Regions from separate parts of the Homo sapiens genome. Here region 1 is linked to region 2. The links are chromatin contacts, found by Hi-C or POLR2A ChIA-PET in ENCODE. All regions are on one chromosome and are shown on one strand. Each heading gives the region's core, a stretch centred on a gene start or an enhancer-like site at or near the end of the contact. The rest is flanking DNA. Distances are from core to core; before and after follow the strand shown.

Region 1 (2,700 bases), core at 107-2,606, 620 kb after region 2:
TTGATTTTCTTTAATCAAATATTTATAAAGAAGTCAGGCAATAGGATTCTACTAGAAAAACAATGGCTACATTTTAAAATCATGGGTTTTTCTAGAAGCTGAAAAGACCTGGTTTGGATGTGACACACCCTTGCTTTTCTTCCTCCCAGGCCCACTATTATTTTGACCACACCATCTACAGAGATGTCATAGCACATCCAGGCAGGCACTGGCTTCATAGGAGAGTTTTCTGTCTGCTTTCTTCCCACCCTCTACTCAAATAACCATATCACAATCGTGTCACACAACTCTACTTCTACGTGCAACTTTACTGCCTAACCTCTCCCAAATCATTCCTAATGGAAAACCACCACCACATCCAAAGTGGTGTCACAGAGCTGGCAAGCTGAGACATGCATTAGCTTTATATTGGAAAAAGAGCGGCCGGGCATAGTGGCTCATGTCTGTAATCCCAGCACTTTGGGAGGCCAAGGTGGGAGGATCACGAGGTCAAGAGATCAAGACCATCCTGGCCAACATGGTGAAACCCCATCTCTACTAAAAATACAAAAATTAGCCAGGCGTGGTGGTGGGCGTCTGTAGTCCCAGCTACTCGGGAGGCTGAGGCAGGAGAATAGCTTGAACCTGGGAGATGGAGGTTGCAGTGAGCTAAGATTGTGCCACTGCACTTCAGCCTGGGTGACAGTGAGACTCCGTCTCAAAAAAAAAAAAAAAAAGAGCTTGAACAGAGTTAATCACTCTAAATGTTGTAAAAAAACAATATACTATAAAGAGGAAATATTACTCATCCTTGACAGGGAAGTGACATGTGCCTAGAAAAGCACGTAACATCAACAATAAGTTTTCACTAAAGTTTTTATTGCTAACTATATCAAAAATCGAAATGAAGCCTCAAATCATTGTCATGTCACAAGACCTTAAAAATTTATATTCTGAATGATTTTTATTCCCCTATCCCCATACCCCACCCCAAATCATACCAGCTAGAATTACTTAACTCAGGAAGGGGGTGCTTTCTTAATGCATGTGCTTTGAGAGTAAGTGATTACTCAACTTTGTTATTTTTAGTTTCATATGACATACAGATTCATGTTGAGAAGGAGGGTTGCTTTTTTTTTTGAGACAAGGTCTTGCTCTGTCGCCCAGTCTGGAGTGCGGTGGCACAGTGCAATAGTGTGATCATAAGCTCGCTGCAGCCTCAACCTCCCAGTCTCAAGTGACTCTCCTGTCTCACTGTCTCAGCCTCCTGAGCAGCTGGGACTACAGGCACACACCACAGCTGGCTTTTTTTTTTTTTTTTTTTTTGGTAGAGACAGGGTCTCACTGTGTTGCCTAGGCTGGTCTCAAGTTCCTGGCCTCAAGTGATCTTCCTGCCTTGGCTTCCCAAAGTAAGCCACCACACTAGGCCAAGGATTGCTTTTGTACTTTAGACCACTGTGGAAACAAACCCATGAAGGATCTTGTCAAAATGCAGACTCGCACTCTGTAGGTCAGGGATGGGGCCTAAGAATCTGAATTTCTAAACTCCCAGGTGATGCTGATGTCGCTTGGTCTACAGACTACATGCAGTGAGTAGCAAAGCCTTTAAACAAATGACTGTTTATCACTGCTCTAAAGATAGTAAGACCAACAGGAAACTCTTTTTTTTTTTTTTTTTTTTTTTTTTTTTAAAGACAGAGCCGCACTCTGTTGCCCAGGCTGCAGTACAATGGCTCAGTCTTGGTTCACTGCACCTCTGCCTCCTGAGTTCAAGCGATTCTCCTGCCTCAGCCTCCCGAGTAGCTGGGATTAGAGGCGGCCACCACACCTGGCTAATTTTTGTATTTTTAGTAGAGACGGGGTGTTTCACCATGTTGGCTAGGCTGGTCTCGAACTCCTGACCTCAAGTGATCCGCCCGTCTCAGCCTCCCAAAAGGCTGGGATTACAGGCATTAGCCACTGCACCCGGCCCCAACAGGAAACTCTTAACTCTGATACTACTGGTAAACTAGACTTTGTCTAGAGACTAGAGTCTTTTCTATAGCATGATTTACCATTCCCCATAAAGTGTCATTATTAAGCTTTTCCACATCTTTGCCTTTTCTCAGACTGTTCCCACTACCTAAAATGCCCCTCTCTTCATTTCCACATACCTTACTTAACGATGGGGATACATTCTGAGAAATGCATTCTTAGGTGATTTTGTGGTTGCATAATCATAGAGTGTACTTACATAAACCTGGATGGTATAGCCTACAATACCCTCAGGCTATACGGTAGAGTCTATTGATCCTAGGCTACAAGCCTGTACAGCATATTACTGTACTGAATACTGTAGACAACTGCAACAAAATGGTAAGTTTTGTGTATCTTAACATATCTAAACATAGAAAAGGTACAGTAAAAATATGGTATTATAATCTCATGGAACCACCATCATGTATGCGGTCTGTTGTTGACCAAAACATCTTATGCACTGCATTACTGTAGTTAGATTCTACTCATCCTCAAATACCAGTTCAAATACTTCCTTCTCATGTTCTTCAACTACCAAGGCAGCCATTTACACTCCTTTCTTTTCTTTTCTTTTCTTTTTTTTTTTTTTTGAGACAAGGTCCCACTCTGTCACCCAGGCTGGAGTGCAGTGTTGCAATTACAGCTCACTGCAACCTTGAACTCCTGGGCTCAAACAATCTTTCTGCCTCACCCTCCCAAATATGC
Region 2 (2,700 bases), core at 168-2,667:
TGCAAAGAGAATCGCATGTTCTCACTTATTTGTGGGATCTAAAAATCAAAACAATTGAACTCATGGTCCTAGAGAGTAGAAGGATGGTTACCAGAGGCTAGAAAGGGTAGTGGGAGGGTAGGGGGAAGTGGGGATGGTGGGGATGGCTAATGGGTACAAAAATAAAATATCATCATAAATAAGACCTACTATTTGATAGCAAAACAGGGTGACTATAATCAATAATAACTTGTGTATTTTATTTTTTTGAGACAGAGTTTTACTCCATCACCCAGGCTGGAGTGAGTGCATTGGTGCCATCTCGGCTCACTGGAACCTCCACCTCCCGGTTCAAGTGATTCTCCTTCTTCAGCCTCCAGACGGAGTTGCTGGAATTACAGGCGCCCGCCACCACGCCCGGCTAATTTTGTTTTGTTTGTTTGTTTTGTTTTGAGACGGAGTTTCGCTCTGTCGCCAGACTGGAGTGCAGTGGTGCGATCTCGGCTCACTGCAACCTCCAGCTCCCTGGTTCAAGCGATTCTCCTGCCTCAGCCTCCCTGAGTAGCTGGGATTACAGGTGTGCGTCACCATGCTCAACTAAATTTTGTATTTTTTTAGTAGACACGCGGTTTCACCATGTTGGCCAGGCTGGTCTCGAACTCCTGACCTCGTGATCCGCCCGCCTCCGCCTCCCAAAAGTGCTGAGATTACAGGCGTGAGCCACCGCGCCAGGCCTAAAAATTTTTTTTAATTAAAAAATAGATATCCTTCTAGCTCAGAAAAGTTAGCTGATCCCTCCTTTATACTCTCTTCCTAAGTTCCGTTCATTCTGGTGGCTTTAATTACCATTTATAAGCCAACGATTCCCAAAATAACATCTTCGGTGCAGATCCCTTATAAGGATGACCAGTCATTAATATTCAGCTTCCTATCTGTTAGTCCCACTCAACATGACTTAGCAAGATCTCAAAATGAACGTGTCCAGAACAGCTCCTACCTTAGCCTACCCCATCTCAGTAAATGGCCCCAATATTTATCCGATTGATCAAGTGACAATCTTAGGAATCCTTGACACCGCCCTCTCCCTCAATCCCCATGTCCAATCTACCACCAAACCCTTCAAAACAAAACCCAAGTCCACACTCGTTTCCAATTCCATTGCCTTCCACTCTTTTTCAACGCAGCCGCACCCACATCTCATCCTAAACGACCGCAGCAGCCTCTGAAACTAGTCTAAACACGCCCAGATCTGCCGACGCCGCAGACCCCCTTCCCCCAGCCCAGGGTCGGAGGCGAGTCGCCGGGGGTCGGCAGAGGTCAGCAGCCTGCGAGACCCTCCTAGGCTCGTGGCCCTAGGCGCGGCAGCTGACACGTAAGTCTCGTCGCCCGACGTTGTTTCGGCGCTCAGAAACAACGTAAAGTAAAGGGGCGGGGCAGCGTTTTACAAACCGAACCGTGAATCTTTGCGGTTTCTCTTTCCAGCCAGCGCCGAGCGATGGGTGAGTGTCGCTCTGCATTGAGGCGGGTGAAGGGAGGTTGAGCTCAATCAGGCCCCATCCTGCTTCACAGCCTACTGAGGAGTCCAGACGCCCCGACCCCCGGCCAGGGACAGCCACGAGGAGTGGTGGCCCTCGGGTTTCGGCCGCCCAGCCCGTCTCTGGGGGCTGCGAAGGCTCTGGGCTCCGGGTTCCGGGCCGCGGGCTGCGGGCTCCGAGCGGCGCCAACATGGCTGCCGCGAGGAGGAGGCCCCGGCCTGGCCGCACGTGTATGATGACAACTCGGTAATGCTGCATACTCCCGAGTGCGCGGTGGGGAAGCCAACCTTGGAGAGCTGAGCGTGCGACCGGCCCGGCGCGGGGGTCTCCGGGAGCTGGCGAGTCGCTAGCACCGAGTCACAGTGGCTCAAGCTTCCTTCCCCGCTTCCACATGCAGGCATCTCTCGGGACAACTGGCACAAGCGCCGCAAAACCGGGGGCAAGAGAAAGCCCTACCACAAGAAGCGGAAGTATGAGTTGGGGCGCCCAGCTGCCAACACCAAGGTGGGTGCGAGCGTGGGCCTGTCCGCCTGGGAGGTCGCCTTCCCCCGCTCTCCAGCGTGCTCGGGTCTTTCCGTGTGACAGTTGTGCGTTCTTTCTTGGGCTCTGATTTCTCTGTAGTAGGGCCTGGGTGTCCTGTCCCCCTTTAGCTGTTGGATAAGTAAGTACCAAAGAGGGAATGCTCCCTCAGGCCCCCAAACCTGGAGCTTAGGATTTCAGAGAGAAGGATACTGTGTGGGGACTTGAGCTTCTGGAGAGGGTGGCGCCTCGCGTCATAGTCAGAAGCCTAGTCTTGTTTTTTTTACAGAGGCTTAATTTTCAGCATTTGGGGTCAGGCTTTCCTCTTGGAGGCAAGTAGGGTGATGAAAAAGAATCCTTAGGCGTGGTTGTGGCCGTCTTGGTCACCTGTGTGCCACTTGCCAATGCAAGGACTTGTCATAGTTACACTGACTGTTGCCTCCTCCCGGCCCAGGTTCCTCTCCCTCACTTGCCTTGCTCTCCTTGGTAACCTAGTTCCTGTAACCTTGTGTTTTCCAGATTGGCCCCCGCCGCATCCACACAGTCCGTGTGCGGGGAGGTAACAAGAAATACCGTGCCCTGAGGTTGGACGTGGGGAATTTCTCCTGGGGCTCAGAGTGTGAGTGAGGCCCTTTGGGAGTGGGTGGGAAAACGCACCTAAACGGTC

Evidence for each region. A loop is a pair of places that touch in the nucleus more often than their neighbours do. ChIA-PET counts read pairs that join two places held with the same protein, here RNA polymerase II (POLR2A). Pooled maps may share reads with other maps.
Region 1: a pooled map shows a loop between it and region 2 (5-fold over the local background). The contact joins the enhancer-like site here to the promoter of RPS8 in region 2. A Hi-C loop is called at or near these places in 2 of 50 pooled maps. POLR2A ChIA-PET finds 5 or more read pairs at or near these places in 3 of 52 experiments (H1, K562 and activated T-cell).

The regions. Positions count from the first base shown.
Region 1 is chr1:45,393,040-45,395,739 of GRCh38, forward strand. The region is part of intron 3 of TESK2 (testis associated actin remodelling kinase 2); the gene reads right to left. Among named protein-coding and RNA genes, the nearest start is that of TOE1, 54 kb to the left of the region's middle. RefSeq lists an enhancer at 953-1,022. Within about 2 kb of position 1,357, at least 12 of the 41 ENCODE cell types and tissues checked have a DNase peak (open chromatin) inside an H3K27ac peak, as active enhancers do.
Region 2 is chr1:44,774,123-44,776,822 of GRCh38, forward strand. It overlaps RPS8 (ribosomal protein S8), which reads left to right and starts at 1,418. Exons shown (of 6, transcript NM_001012.2): 1 at 1,418-1,478; 2 at 1,912-2,018; 3 at 2,553-2,652. The coding sequence starts at 1,475. SNORD55 (small nucleolar RNA, C/D box 55) reads left to right here and starts at 1,743; the gene lies at 1,743-1,816. It overlaps SNORD46 (small nucleolar RNA, C/D box 46), which reads left to right and starts at 2,370; the gene lies at 2,370-2,467. RefSeq lists a silencer at 1,462-1,671 and an enhancer at 1,752-2,041.